2 separate regions of the Homo sapiens genome follow, and region 1 is linked to region 2. Evidence: read pairs that join two places in POLR2A ChIA-PET (ENCODE). Cell type or tissue: PC-3. All regions are shown on one strand.

The links. ChIA-PET counts read pairs that join two places held together with the same protein. Peaks named below come from ENCODE experiments on the same cell type or tissue, not always from the same donor. Only the 100,000 strongest peaks of a DNase experiment are listed, where the experiment ranks them.
Region 1: POLR2A ChIA-PET joins it to region 2 with 14 read pairs; 2 of 35 experiments call an interaction of 5 or more read pairs at or near these places.

What each region holds. Positions count from the first base shown.
Region 1 is chr21:35,772,373-35,780,372 of GRCh38, reverse strand. No RefSeq gene overlaps it. Among named protein-coding and RNA genes, the nearest start is that of MIR802, 56 kb to the right of the region's middle. In PC-3, no CTCF peak of the experiment used is centred here; DNase peaks (open chromatin) are centred at 492 and 4,032; H3K27ac peaks cover 3,322 bases.
Region 2 is chr21:34,329,048-34,337,047 of GRCh38, reverse strand. No RefSeq gene overlaps it. Among named protein-coding and RNA genes, the nearest start is that of KCNE2, 31 kb to the left of the region's middle. RefSeq lists an enhancer at 1-2,471. In PC-3, a CTCF peak has its summit at 6,823 (motif pointing left); no DNase peak of the experiment used is centred here; H3K27me3 peaks cover 697 bases.

The DNA of each region.
Region 1 (8,000 bases), 1.4 Mb before region 2:
TAATTTTCTTATAGAAGCCACTTGACTCTTGGGAGCAAATGAAGCAATTGGGAACTTTGAGAATGATGAGGGTTGCCATGTGTTTAAGTCTGCGCTTTGGAATAAAACCACATTATCTCTTCCTCTGCTTTGTGAATCTGAGTCTATACTGAAATCTCCTTGGGGGATTGAATTCTGACTTAGATTATATTTAAGTTTAGTTTTGGAGAAGTTGGGTTACATATTGCCTCCTAAAAGCATGAATGTAACTTCTAAAGTTTCTCTCTGACTCAGAAATGAGAGCTAAAGTTATTTTTAGAGATTACAGTTAAATGGAGACAGTGATCTGTTGGTCTGATCCCTCTTTTTATGACATTACTCCTGAAATGTTGCATATTTTCATGCTTAGAAATACCCTCTAACTTTGTCACGTACTCTGAGGTTTGTATTGTACCTATCCTTTGCTCCGTAAATCATGTAATGGCTGCTGTCCAAAAGCAATAAGGTCTGACCTGATGTCTGATCCATGGAATGAATGTCACATGGTTCATCTTAGGTCAGTGAAAGGCTGGAGGGGGTTGTTCTTGAGACGTCAGCACTTTGGGCATGAGGCCATGGGAATCCTTACTCCACAGGAAGGTAGCTAGAGTGTCCGGATAACACTGAGGCTACCTGTTCCTTCACACTTTAGACTTTCTCCAGCAACCAGACTATAAACCAGGGCAGTTTTCACCTGAAAGTCAGGGTGATTATGCACGTGGAGATTCAGTTCATCAAGCACAGGTCTGCAACACTGCCCACATCATTCACCTACAAAGAGTGCTGGGATAGGGCTGACTGACCAACCATCTCGAACCGCAAATAAGGCAACTCTATTGTTTGAAATTCATCCTTGGGCCCCTGACTTTTAACATAAAGCAGAGAACTTTGAGAAACAGATTGTGCCTGCAGCCCATTATGCTGATAATATTGGAAGAATTGGCAGCAGATTGTTTTCCAATCAAAGTCAATGTCCAAGGCCAAGGCTAGAGGGGTGTGAGTGAAAGTGAATGCAACAGGCTTGATTAAAGAAGCTTAGAAAATCAGGAACAGCAGACTAGAATAGATGTGTGGCGGTGGGTGGGCAGGGGTAGGGGCTTTTGAAAAATGGACAATAGTAAATTTTATATTCTTTTTCATTCCCTTTTACCTCCCCTTCCTACTCTTCCCCTCCCGCTTCCCCTTCTCCTCTCAGGTGACAGAGGCAGCAAGTTGACTCCATTATCTATTTTTCTTTCCCCTCCATTGTTACAGAACTCACATTTTAGCTGGGCACACGGGTTTCTCCTTTCCCCAGTACATTTCTCCCTCTCCTTTGTAGTTGGACGGAGATAGGTGGGTAAACTGTGGAATATGAACAGCCATGGCGAGGGTACCTTCTGGCTAGTGCTTTTAAGGGGAAGGGACCCTCTTCCTTTCCTTCTGTCTGGTTGAAATGAGGAGGTGATAATGAACAACTCTTAGACTTTATAGATTAAGAGAAAGACCCTAAGGATGGCAGAACCACAAAGTATTAGAAGATCTAATAGAAGAAAAGCGCTAATAGAAGAAATAGAAGAATCCTGAGTCCTTGACACCATGATACCTCTGTATAAGCCCAGGACCAAATACAACCAGACTTTTATGTGAAACAGAAATAAACTCTTTTTGTGTATACCATTACTGTATTGGATCTCTTTGTGAGTAGCTGTTCCAGTGTTCTACCACGTCACTCTCCTGCTTGGCTCCCCTCACTCCCTCATCACCCTACTTCTTTATCCTTTCTTTACACTTTCTGTAGGACTGACTGAAGAGTAGACCAGTGCCACTCACACTTGAGTTTGGATTATATCAGTAGGATGGACCTTCTTAAAATGCACATGGCCAGGCCCTGCCTCTGGAGGTTCTGGTTTAGGATATTGTGGGTAGGGTGCCAGAATCTGCATTTCTGGCAAGACTCTCAGGTGAGTTGGATAAAGGTGGTCCAGGGGCTAAGATTCTGAGAAACATGGAGGTAGGGTCTGTGGATTCATCTGCTATGAAGTAGATGCTCAAAAAAGCACTGGTGAGAATTGGTTGCAGTAACTCAGTAATATCTGCCAAAGCTGCACACTGAGTCCACATGATACTTAAACAACTGCTCCATTGACTCAGCTGCCTTGCAAGCCTGAGATAATATAATGGTTTAAGCAACACTTAAACAACCACCACCACCACCAAATCAAGTGTTTGGTACAATGTAGAAAAAAACAACTGGTTGACCCAAATGTTCCATACTAATCGGTTGCTTTTGTATGATAGTTATATAACTTGAAAGTGTGGAGTTTCGCTGTTGGTAGTTTGTTTTCGAGGGGTATAATTTGTTGGATAGTCACATGCTTCCTGAGGTTTTAAAACTATTCCTTTTGAATGGGAATAATCATGAAATTCAGTGAATGGCATTGCTTAATTAAGATAATCCACAAACAGTTGAAGTATTCTTATGTGTTAAGCTTTGTGGTAGGCACAAGGACTATAAAGATGAACAGGCTGGATAAAGAAAATGTGGCACATATACACCATGGAGTACTATGCAGCCATAAAAAAAGAATTAGTTCATGTCCTTTCAGGGACATGGATGAAGTTGGAAGCCATTATTCTCAGCAAACTAACATGGTAACAGAAAACCAAACACTGCATGTTCTCACTTATAAGTGGGAGTTGAACAATGAGAACACATGTTCACAGGGAGGGGAACATCACATACCGGGCCTGTTGGGAGTAGGGGGCAAGGGGAGGGAGAGCATTAGGACGAATACCTAATGCCTGCAGGCTTTAAAACCTAGACGATGGGTTGATGAGTGCAGCAAACCACCATGGCACATGTATACCTACGTAACAAACCTGCACGTTCTGCACATGTATCCCAGAACTTAAAGTGAAAAGAAAAAAAAAAAAAATGAACAGAACACAGTTCTGCCCTTGAGCTTCACATGTCAGCTTGCAGGAGGCAGACAAAGAGTCCTAGTACTACCAACCCTGGAAGGTGTGTTCAATAGTGACAGCCACAGGAAGCAGGGGGAAAAGAGGGTGACCTGACTCAGCCTGGGGATGTCAGAGGTGGCTCCCCAAAGGAGGAAGTCACTGAGCTGGGCAGAGGTTGGGCTGGCCAAGAAGGTGGTCTGTTGATAGAAAGGGAGAGAAGACGGTGTATGCCAAGGCATGGGAAGTAGTGTTGTATGGGAAGAGCTCTGAGTGCCTACCTGGGGCAGTGCGAAAAAAGGATGGTGGATGAGAGGCCTCAGTTCATGAAAGGTGCAGAATTTATTCATGAGGAGTACAGAATTTATCCTGAGACAGCACTGGGGGATTTTAATAAGAGAAACAAAATCATCAGCTGTCAATTACAGTCCATCATGGCAGAAGTGCCAAGGGTGGATTGCAAGGGAATGAGACTGGAGACAGAGATACCAGGTAAACCAGGCTGAGAGCATCAATTATGATTGCAACTGTGGAAGAATAAGAGGAATGTGGGATTTAAGTGGGAGAGGCCAGGCTTGGTGGCTGGGATATGGAGAGAAGAGGAAGGAGTCTGAGATTACGTATGATTTCTGTCTTAGGCACTAGTTGAGGGGCTGTGCGAGTCATTGAAAAGGCAAGTAACAGAGGATGTAGAGGTTTGGGTTGAGGGCAGGGATAGGGGAAAAGTCAATGAATTTTGATTTACAAGTGTCAAATTTGAGAGGCCTGTAGTTTATCCAGAAGGCAATTTGGCTGTGATTTTGAATCACAGGAAGGAGGTTTTTGTTTCAGGACATAGTTTTGGGAGTCATAAACATGTGGATGATAGCTGAACACATGGACGTGAAGGACTCCCCAGGAAGAATTTGTAATGAAAATCAAGACGAAGTCCAAAGAAGGAACTCCAAGCAAATTAAACAAGCAACTGCCCCAAGCTAATGAAGCTTTGACCCAGAGACTTGCCCAACCCAAAATCTGCAACATACTCACCTCTGTGAGGCCATCCTAATCATACTCCCCAGGAAGAAGTCACCACGCCCTCTTTACTGTTTCTGAATCACTGCTTCATAGGACCAGTGCAATAGACATCTTGCCCCAACATGAACTGCACATCTGTCTGTCACTTTGCAGGCTAGGTGGTGAGTGCGTGTATTACTTACCCTGTGTCTCTAACATAGATCTCTGTATCAGAACTGGGGCATCTACATGATAACTGTTCACTAATTGAAATAATGATTCCATTTCTATTTATTTTCAGTGCTGACCTTGCAACTGAGCAGTTTTAATGTTCATTGTTTTGAAATTTTTAACACAAAATTTCCTTTTTCTGAATTAATAATAACCCTCAATGACATGTTGGGAAACACGTTTTTCCTGTTCCTACTCTTCCTGCCTGTCCGTCTAAGTTTGTATCATTCTGGGCTTATATCTTAAGCCTTACAAGTCTTAATATCTTGTAAAAAATTATTTGCTGATCTTTACTCACAAACTTGGTATCTCAGTTCCAATCGAATTTATGGCTTTGGAGGTTCCTTTTCTTTTACTTGTGACTATTGATGACATTGCCTTAGAATCAATGTTATGTGAAAGAACAACATTCAATTTTATGAAAATATGTTTTTTAAAAAAATTCAGTTGTTTGTTATTAAAAATGGCAAAAGAAAACAAAAGAATTGATTTCGAGGTCACATGAAAACCCTCTGTTTAATCTGTGGTTTAGCTTGGATTTTGAAGCTGATTTTATTTCCATTATGAATTGTTGGCAGTATTTAGTATTTGGTTTAGCATATTTTTTACACTTAGGTATTTATTTATGCTTCCTAAAAGAGGGATTTACCAGTTAATATTTAAAAAAACTGAATGATAAATGAATAATCTTTTTATTCATTTGGAGCACATATTAAAGTTATATACTAAAAAAAACCTCATTACAAAGAGTTTAAATATCAGGATTGTGAACATTCCTCTATTTTCAGAATGTAATCATTTGCAACTTACTGTCTTTTGAAGGCAGGAAAAGGTATTCTATTTTGTGAATATATGTTTTTTGAGATATTCTGAAACTAATGTAGCATATCAATTAAATTACATTTTTAATTTGTCTGGATAAGGAAAATTGGAGGCTTTAGTTCATTGGTCTTTAGTTCATTGGTCTCACATGGTTTCTTGGGGTGGTTCATATACTGTCTGCTATTATGTGAAGTGGGTTTTCAAATACTCAGGTGGCTTTTTCAAATACAGCATAGATCCACAGAATCAGAATTTCTGGGAGAGTGAGGCCAGGTATCTACCCTCTAGTACCCCAGGTGATCCTTTTGCTCACACAGGCTATGAACCACTGCTTAGTACAGTGGTCCCAGGGACTGAGTGAGGACTCCATGCTGAGGCCACAGGACTGTCTTCAGGGAGCTGAGGCAGACGTTTGCAACACAACCCAGTACAAGGACAAGAGTAATAATCCTTTTCTTTGCAGCAGTGGATCCTAGAACCATAGAACAGAGGTAGAATCACTGTATGGCAGCTGTGTAGGCTTTAGTTTTAAACTTGTAACTATACTTTATGTCTGCACTTGTCATTATTTGTTTAATGCTCTATGACCATCTAGACTCCAAGCTCCTGGAGGACAGGATCTGAGTTCTTTGTTTACAGCCTCATGATAGAGCCTGGTTCACAGCAAATACTCAGTGTGCCCTTATTTACTGATAGGAAAGCTATCTAGTTAGTCTGAGGCAAGAATCATAGAAGAGCTGCACACCTCCTTGTCCTCATTCACACACAGGCATACACCCCTTGCACACATCTTGGAATGCTTCTTCAAGACGAGTTCGCAAGGACAATGGTGACAGTTCTTGTCTATAGATATTTATGTCAGAATGACTTTATGGGGGCTTTTCTCATTGCTGCACGATGAACTTCACTCTGAGCAGAGCCGAGAGAAAAAACAACGTGGCATGAGTTTGAATGAACGCAGTTCTTGTCCCTGGATGGAGTGGTTGTGGGTATAGCTATTCTGTTTCAAGTGTGACCCCAGAAAGGGGTGAGTTTACTGTAAATCAGGGTGGTTTCCTCTGAAAGACTGTTCGTGAAGCTCATGTCCACCTGGATGGGGGCTCTTCTGTTCTTGATTCCCCCAGTACTTTGCACCTTCCTTAGGTAGTTACCAGTCTACTGTCTTTTTTGTTTGTCTTACCCACCTTATCAAATTATCAGTTATTTGAGAGCAAAATCTTTCCCAAGGTTACATCATTATGGCTAGATCTGGGACACTAGTTTTGCAGCTGCACATCTTTCTTTGCACCAGATTGTAACCTGACATGTGCTACAAAGAAAAGAAGGAGCATGCATTCCTATCAAATTTCTTTCCAGGACAACTTGGCATTGAATCTGACTGCTTAAAATTAAAATTTTATTGATTCTTTATTTTATTAAATAAATGTATTTTGAAGTTGCTTTAGCTGGAGGGAAAAGAGTTTTCTGTGCAATTTTACTGGCCATCTATTGCTTATTTGTTGAAGTTCAAAAGAAATATTTGTTTATACTAAACCAGATGGACAAAAGGAATAATAAAAAAAGGAAAAAAACAAAAGTTTCACTTGTATTAAGACAAACAAAAGGAAAACTATTTGCTTAGCATTTGACGTGGTTACTGTGATGGGCCATGGGATGCCTAGATATTCAGTTAACATTATTCTGAGTGTTTCTGTGAGGGTGTTTTTGGATGAGAGTAACACTTAAATTGGTATACTGAGTAAAGCAAATGGCTCTCTCTAATGTGAGTGGGACACATCCAATTAGTCAAAAGCCTGAGTAGAAGAAAAGGCTGAACCTCCCCCAAGTAAGAAAGAATTTCTTTTGCCTACTGTCCTTCAAGCTGGAACATGGGCTTTTTCCTGCCTTCAGACTTGAAGTGAAATGTTGGTTCTTCCTGGGTCTTCAGCCTACCAACCTTTGGACTGGAATTTACACCACCTGCCCACCTGGTTCTCATGCCTTTGGACCCAGAATGGAACTGCACCATTGGGTCTCTTGGGTCTCCAGCTTCCCAACTCACCCTACAGTTCCTGGGACTTGTCAGTCTGTATAATTATGTGAGCCAAGTCCTTATACTAAATCTCTTTCTCTCTATACCTCTATTGGTTCTGTTTCTCTGGAGATCCATGAGTAATACAGCTACACTATAGCTTTTCCTCTCTCTTGGTTTTTTTAACACTATAATTTCCATGGTGTTTGGAAAAGTAGAATGCTTGAGGCCCTATTTAGCTCATGGTTTGTGCCTCAGCCACTTTTTATTTGTCAGACTCTGCACAGAGGACAGGAATGTGATATAACTTATACACCTTGCCATCAACCCAGCCCAGTGCAAATCAGAGCCCCGTGTCTTGGAACATTGTACAAGCTATGCCATCTTCCTTGGGATGCATTGTCAACCCAGGATGTCATATCGTAGACCTTCCCTCAAGACATACACAAGACAGAGCAGGGCAGAGGAGGGACAGGGAGCTGGCAACAGATGCTCTTGTCACTGAGCACTTACAGCTACATCACAGACTGTCTGTCCATTGTGGTGTCTGATGACTGAAGAGTCACCTTCTGAGAACCCTTCATTAGGTCCAGGATGGGCAGTTACTATAGCCCTCTCTAGTCTTGGAGAGCCATCATGCTCCACTTTTAAGGCAGTAATCCCCTTCAGTGATTATTATCTTGATAGTCCTAAAAAGATAATTGGCTTTAAAAAGATGTGTCTTCATTACCAGCCTGGAATATGACCATGCACATTTATACTTACACAGAATCTTACACAAAGCATGGAAAAAATTACATTTCTCGCTATCTTAAAAATATTGACTGAATTAGTAAAATGGAGAAGTTTTCTTAGTTGCAAGAAAAGAAAATAATCCTTTCAGCTTAAAATGGGCAAGAATTTACTAAGTTTGGGAAACTAAAAATAATTTCTGGCTAGTCTTATTCCTGTCCTCTGTATTTAGAGGAATTTACTCCTGATA
Region 2 (8,000 bases):
AAAGCCCCAAAGTGCCAGCCCAGGGAGGGGAGGGGCAGCTTTCTGTTTAGTCTGGCAGTGACCAAACGGGCCTGCAAGAATCAGGAAGCTGCCTGGTATGGATTTCAAGGCCCCTGAGTCCTCATGTTTATCTTTAGGCTCATTTCCAGGAGCTCAGCAATGTGTCCATTTCAAAATAATAATTACAATCGCCTGTCTTCTGTATGACGCAGACTTCGGAATCCATGTCAAAGTACAGTAGAACAAAACACCCTAGCGAAAGCAATTTCACCTGATGACTCTAGCGCACAAAGGGTGGAATTTATCATCATTATCAGAAAGCATGTAAGTCCCAAACACCTCAGTTAGAACAGGATGTGAACACGTTACAGTTGAAGGAGATAATTATGGAAATGCCAGAGCAGAATATTTTACAAAATTGGATGTTTCAGCTGGATCTGGTCATCAGACAATGGAAGGACCAGCATTCAGATATTTGATTACCTCCTGATGCTGAGGACTAGTTGAATATATTTGGTTCCGGAAATGTCCCAATGAAGCAAGAGAAAAATGGGAGAAAAGGCTGTGGCTGAGGCCAAGCCGTTCTCACAGCTGCAGAAATGAAAGACAAGTCCCAGAGCACCCTCCACCCCACCCCCCAGGCCCCACGTGGCTTTGAGAGACTGCATGAAGCAGAATTTAACAACAGCCTGTGCCAGGCTTGGTGGCTCACGCCTGTAATCTCAGGACTTTGGGAGGCCGAGGTGGGTGGATCACTTGAGGTCAGGAGTTCAAGACCAGCCTGGCCAACATGGTGAAACCCTATCTGTACTAAAAATACAAAAATTAGCTGGGCATGGTGGTATGTTCCTGTAGTCCTAGCTACTTGGGAGGCTGAGGCAGGAGAATCGCTTGAACCCAGAAGGCGGAGGTTGCAGTGAACCAAGATGGCACCATTGCACTCTAGCCTGGGCAACAAAGCGAGACTCTGTCTCAAAAAAAAAATGAAAACAAACAAACAAACAAAAACACAACAGCCTGGCCAGTGAGCATAAGGCATTTGCAAAACCCCCAGGAAGACCCCTTTTGTTGGCCCATCCTACCCCTAAGGCACACCATCTCTGTCTCACTAACAATGAAAAACACCAAAGCAACCTTTCTGACCACTGGCACTGGGCACCCAGGCCCCGGGGCACCCGGTCACTTAGCTATCTGCTTTCCTGTGTCCTTATGAACAAACACCAACCTCCCAGCTTCACACTGACATTTCTGGCAGAATCAGCCTTATTATTCCACCTGAACCAACAAGAAACAAAGCCAGTCAAGACATTTGCCTATTGGCATTGCAAAGTTTTGAATGCCATCAGTCATGTGGAAAATGTTGAGCCGAGCCTGGCAGAGTCACCCAAGGCCTTCATGCAAACAACAAAAGGCTGCTGGGCACTTTGGAGCCCACGTGGAGGAGGAACCACTCATCACAAAGCCAGGCACCGGCCTCCCCTGATGGCCCTAATGAGGACCAGGTGACCATGATGAATGCGACCATGCTGTGTTTGTCAAGTCTGAGATTACTGCAAAGCCTGGAATGAATGAGTCTACAAACAAGCACATCTATCTGCCCAGAAGCTGGAAAGAATAGGATGTGGAGAAGGCGGGGGCTGGGGTGGGAGGTGTCATCAATTACTTGTGGTTCTCGGAGAGCCAAGGAATATGCTTGGAAGGACAACTTCTGAGTGCCTGGAGAAGTCTTTGGTCAGCACCCCCGGTCTTCTGGATAATATCAGAGTCTTTCAGATCATCCAAGCCAGGCCAGATGGAGGCAATATTGTGCAGTGGGCAAACTTGTCTCTGCCTTTCTCTGTCCTTCTCCTAACTCTTGCCCATCTTCCTTCTGGTCTGTCTCACACACACACAACCCCACACACAAACGCACATACACACATGCACCAACAAGAACAGTTTAGGGTCTTCCCTTCTCTCCTGCCAAACCCTGTTCCTAGGAAATGATCTGATCACAGGTCAAATGTTAATATATTTCTATTATAATGGGAGTAAATGCCATCAGATAAAGGGTTGGAATTTTCACTGTGAAAACTAAAGAATGAGCTAGGAGCAGGAGGCAAGAATCACGCTGTGTCCAACAATGCTTTGGAGGAGGGTGCTGGGAGAGTCGCTCAGCTCTACCCCTAACTTGTTGGGGGTGCCTTGGGCATTGGGCTCCTTGTCTTGGCCTCAGTTTCCTCACTGGCATAAGGAGGGGCATGACTTAGGTGACTGCAGTGTTCCTCCGTTGGTACATAAAGAGTGAAATTTATCTAAGAATTCTCAGAATGCATTTTGGTCTCAAACACCTCAGTAAGAATAGGATGTGGACCAGGTGCAGTGGCTCATACCTGTAATCCTACCACTTTGGGAGGCTGAGGAGGGAGGATTGCTTGAGGCCAGGAGTTCGAGACCAGCCCAGACAATATAGCAAGACCCCACCTCTACAAAAAATTTAAAAATTAGCTGGGCATTGTGGTGTGTGCCTGTAGTCTCAGCTACTTGGGAGGCTGAGGCTGGAGGATCGCATGAACCTAGGAGTTTGAGGCTACGGTGAGCTATGTATGATTGTACCACTGCACTCCAGCCTGGGTGACAGAGCAAGACCCTGTCTCAGGAAAAAAAAAAAAAAAAAAAAGGATGTGAAGACGTTATAGCTGAAAGAGACAATTAGGGAAATGACTAGACCATAATCTTTGCAAAATTGGGTGTTCAGAGAATGCACCTTCCTGTTTCTTGACCAGTCCATGGGCAGCAGGGCAGCAGAAGCTTCCTATGAGCTCCTGAGAAGTAACTGGGCACGTTCTTGGAGATGTGGAGATTCCATAGCTAGCCTGCTTCTCAGGCCCCAAGCGATATTGCTTTCCAGAGAGGCCAGCCTTGGAGATAGGATGGGCCCTAGGGGACAGGCCATTGTTTAAAAACAGTTGCATTCATGGTGCCCTTGGGAGCATTTTGGGGTCATATAGGCGGTTTGGTAGTATAGATGCTGGGGGTTCTCCATGTCCCTAGGGAAGCCACGGGAAAAATAGACTTCCCTGCCCAAATTCCTCAAGCATCCATTCGAGTCCTAACCCCTCCACGAGACATGCCCAGTCTCCTTAGCTCAGGTGCTCCCTGCTTTCTTCTTCTAGAGCTTTTTGCTGTGCCTGGCTCAGGTTTACCTCAGTGTACTCCCCTGCGGGGGCAACATTCACACTGCAGTTTAGATAACTAACCTGGATGAAGGATGCCCCCTGCCACAGTGGGAGCCAGTGGCCCTGCCTTCTTTAAGTTGTCCCCAAGCAATAGTGCACGTATCACAGGGCTCGACACTGCAGACAGTTTCGTTTTGCTCATGGTCTTACTCCTGTCCCCAGCAGCGCCTCAGTCCTGTCACAGCAGGAGGCTCAGCTCCCTCGCCTGCAGCTTCTCTCTTTGAGCCTCGCACACCCTGTTGACTTGACCAGACTAGAAGTCTGGGCCACAAATGACCATTCCTTGTTATTCATAAGCTTTGTGGGTTTTTTTTTTTTTTTTTTTTTCATATGAGAGGCATTTGGGTGTCTGGGAAAGAGTTTTTAAAACAACTTTTTATAGCTAATGAAGAATTTTTAAATATCACTTAGAACAAAAGGCCTCTTTGAAGCCCAGTCCCCAGAACATTGTCACAATGGACTCCCTGTTTACTGGCTACAAATTGTTTACTTTGCTACAAATTGAATGCAGAGAGAGGGCTTTGGGGGCGTAGGGCTGCATAGATCTCAGCCTCGAAAAGAATTCAAGGAACCTCAGGCCCATTCCACATGCTCCACCTCAACTATGCGCTAAGGAATGGTGTTGTGTTTGGCATGGTTCCCCATCAGCTCCGATCTGGCCCTGGTGCACAGTGGGCGCGAACGGGTCTCTCATTATAACTCTGGAGTTTAGGTTCTAGGCTGAAGGAAATTAACTGAACCATTCAATACTTTTGACCTATAGGGAAGACTGATTAGTTAGTATGGGATGGAAGGAAGGGGTGCAGGAAGGAGAGAGACATGCTCTGTCCTCCTGGCCTCATGTGGGTGCTCTTACCTTTAAACCTCCCCTGCCCCAGGCCTGGCTTCTGAGAGGGGATCTAATGAGACTTAATGACCGCCTTAGTCCCATTTTTCTCCTTAGTTCATCCTACTTGCTGTCTGAAAGGGACTGAATTGTATCCCTGAACCCCACCCCTCCCAATTTATATGTTGAAGCTCTAACCCCAAGTAACTCAGCATGTGACTATATTTAGAGAAAAGGCCTTTAAAGATGTGATTAAGTTAAAATGAGGTCTTTAGGGTAGGCCCTAATCCAATCTGACTGGTGTCCTTATAAGAGGAAAATTGGACACACAGAGACACACCTGGGATACACACAGACGGCCACCTACCAGCCAAGGTGAGAGGCCTCAGGGGAAACCAGTCCTCCTTTCAACAGGTGACCCTGGACTTCTAGCCTCCAAGACTATTAGGCAATCAGTGCCTGATCAGTGCCTGTTGTTGAAGCCACTCGGTCTGTGATACTTTGTTATGGCAGCCGGAGCAGACCAAGACACTGCGTAAGATCAGAGATTCTGACTCTCTCCGAGCTTTAGTTTCCTGGTCTATAAAATAGGAATATCATCTGTAATTCACAGGCTCTTGTAACGGTTAAGTGTGACAGGGCACATGGCACAGGATCTGTGCACAGAGCAGGTACAGGCTAAATAATTATGATGATTAAAATTGTCGTTACTGCTATTAGAGACCAAGGATGTTCATACATTACTTACAGATCTGTACCAAATGCCATCCCTAAAGTCTCTCCATTGATTCAATGAATAAGTACCAAAGAATTTAGTGTTTTGGATAGCCCTGGAGATTCTACACTCTCTCTGGGCCACTGTGTCACACAACTCTGGAGGGCACTCTCAGAGGTGTGTTGCCCCTAAACCAATTCCCTCTTCATGACTTTACATCCTCACCAATTTTAAAGCATGATTGCTCTCAATTGGTCATTGTCAGCTTCCAATGGCCGGCCACTCCGCTCCTCATCTGCAAGGCCCTCGTCTCCTTGGCAAAACTTCTTGAACCACCACTGCTCTGTACATTCCTTGGCAGTTCCTGGGCCAAAAGCATTGCTGATGTTTCCAGTTTTCTCCACTGCTTTATGACCCGTTTTGAACTCAAATAAGAAAATCACTCAAATTTGCTTTTTGTCTAACATCATTTCCATAGTCTAAAATAAACATAAACAGCAAGTAACGTCATTAGCAAAAAAAAAAGTGAGAAATGCCCATTAAAATGATGTATAACATAATTACATTTATTTAAGAATATGTTCCAATGTTAAACAGCAAGTTCCAATAATGCAAAAACGGCAATTCCTTTTGCAGTCACCTAATAGCTTCCAAGAAGCAGAAGAAAGAAGCAGTGATCCAGGTTGATTGCCCCGGTCCAGTCCTGGCCCCCACACTTATTCTCTATGTGGTTTTGGGCAACTTACTGAACCTTTCTGTGCCTCGGATGCCGCATCTACAAAATGGAGATGATAATGGTACCTTCCTGCTACAGAGCTTCTGAGGATGAAGTGGGATCTTGTAAGCACAGAACAAGCATTGCCATCATTGTTTGCACTCATGTGGTCCCAAGGAAATATCCTTTCTCTTAGAGGTAACATTTTAGTATGAGGCTCTTAAAAGTGGAAATCACTAGTTTAAGAGCCAAAGAAGTATATCTCTAACAGTGGAATCACAGGCACTGTGGAAGGCCAAGGGTCCTTCCTTGCGTCCTCCAAATCATATCCCCCAGGCAGCTGCCCACATGTGCTGGCCACACTGAGGAGCCCAAGGAACAGCCTCATGAGCTGGTTTTCGCAAAGTGGCCAGTCACCTCTCACCAACACTGAACTCAAGGTTTTAATTCATTAGATATGCAGTGGGGGTTCCTATGCTGTTTAAATCAGCTCAGTGAAAGACTTACCTTTGCAATGGAGACCATCATCTCAGAAATGCAACAAAAGAGAGGCTGGGTCCCTGGCCTCAGGCCTACAGAATGAGAGGGGAATTGCGTGGTGGGAGAATGAACAGCTCTGGGGGTTTTGCCGTGCACAGTTGGAGCTGTTACCAGCCCAGATCACGACGCCTTGTTTATTGATTTCACAGGCTCACAGACCATAATATGATGAATATCACTTTTCCACTGGGGCGAAAGTCACACAGCCAAAGAAGCGAGGCCATCATCCAGAAAACAGAAATGTTTTTGTCTGAGTGTGCCATTGGAGACACTGAAAAACAAGCTCTTCAGGTAATTACCGAACTTCAGCAAAGTGAGGCTCTTGGGTGAATTATCTGCATAATTGCCTTCGCTCTCCAGTTAGTCCATGAAGACGTGATCTCGGCAAATCACCCACTCACCTAAGCCAGTACATTTGAAGTTGGGCAACAATAGTAATGATGATGCCGATTTAAGAAACGAAGAACCAGGCTCTGCTGAGCAGCAGAGGCTGCCGCAACTGCTTGATGTTTACGGACTTGTATTTAAGGACAATTCCTTTGGCAGTGGGTTTGATGAATGTTTTTTATGCTATGTCTACAATAATGCTGGAAGTTGTAATTCTCACCTTGAGGATTGTCTTGTTCCCCCAGCCAAGCTTGTCATCTTAGATGCCTTTCCATGGTCTCCTGTACCCTCACTCCTGGGGGTGTCCGCAGCAGGCCTGTTCCTGAGGCAAGCCTTCTGGGCTGTTTTGACCAAACTGGACGCCATCTTGTAAAATCGGCACGCTTGCATGGAGACACCCTTCCTGTCCCTGCCCTCTGCTGGCCAGTCAGAGTTAAACTCCTTGGGCGTCCAGAGCACTCGAGCACCTCTCTGCCTCTCCTAAACCCCTCACCACCATCAGGATCCCAATAGGAAACATGTGGCATGGCAAAACGAGATCACTCAATGATGGAATAATTACAAAAATAGGAGGGAGTGTAGCGAAGCCTCCTGGGGTGGTGCAGGATACCAGGGTTAGTAGTGTTGGCGCTGTTATGAATCCATACAGAAGAGACAAGGAATGTGAAATACCCAAACATGGTATGGGAGGGTCACGCACAGCAGGCCACCTTGAGAGGAGCAGTGAGGGACACAGCTGGCCTAAACCACTTTGCGGGAAGGGACCAGCCCTTGACACCTCCTGCCTGCCTCTGATCTCACGTTGGGCACCCCACTAGCTGAACCCAACCAGAAGGCAGAGTCTCCATGATCCCATACATGCACCTACACAGGGCAGGCTCCCAGGGCAGAGAACAGGGGCACCAAGCAGATGTAGGAGGGTAGAGAGAAGATATGCGGCAAGCATAGAAATCAAAATTCAACTGTGAAAAGGATCCCAGCTGAGAAGTTCAGAGTTAAATTTCCTTGGATGTTGTAGCCAGTACACCCTACATCCTAAGAAGAGCCAATTGATATAAAACCTAGAGCTTGCTTCCTTGACTAGGCTGAGATCATGCTTTTACTTTGGGTCTGATAAATTATCATAACCCTAGTGATACAGTTTGGATTTGTGTTCCCACCCAAATCTCATGTCAAATTGTAATCCCTGATATTGGAGGAGGGGCCTGGTGGGAGGTGATGGGATCATGGGAGTGGAGTTCCCCCTTGCTGTTCTTGTGATAATGAGTGAGTTCTCACAAGATCTGGTTGTTTAAAAGTGTGTGGCACCACCCCCTTTGCCCTCTTCCTCCTGCGCCAGCCATGTAAGATGTGCCTGCTTCCCCTTCACCTTCTACCATGATTGTAAGTATCCTGAGGCCTCCCAGCCATGCTTCCTGTACAGCCTGCAGAAATGTGAGCCAATTAAACGTCTTTTCTTTATAAATTACCCAGTCTTAGGTAGTTCTTTATGACAATGCAAGAACAGACTAATACACCTAGGAAGGTATAGAAATTTTTGTCTTATATAGTCACTGCAAGTTCAGGATGAGAAAAGCATAAAAATTAGTAAAAATATAA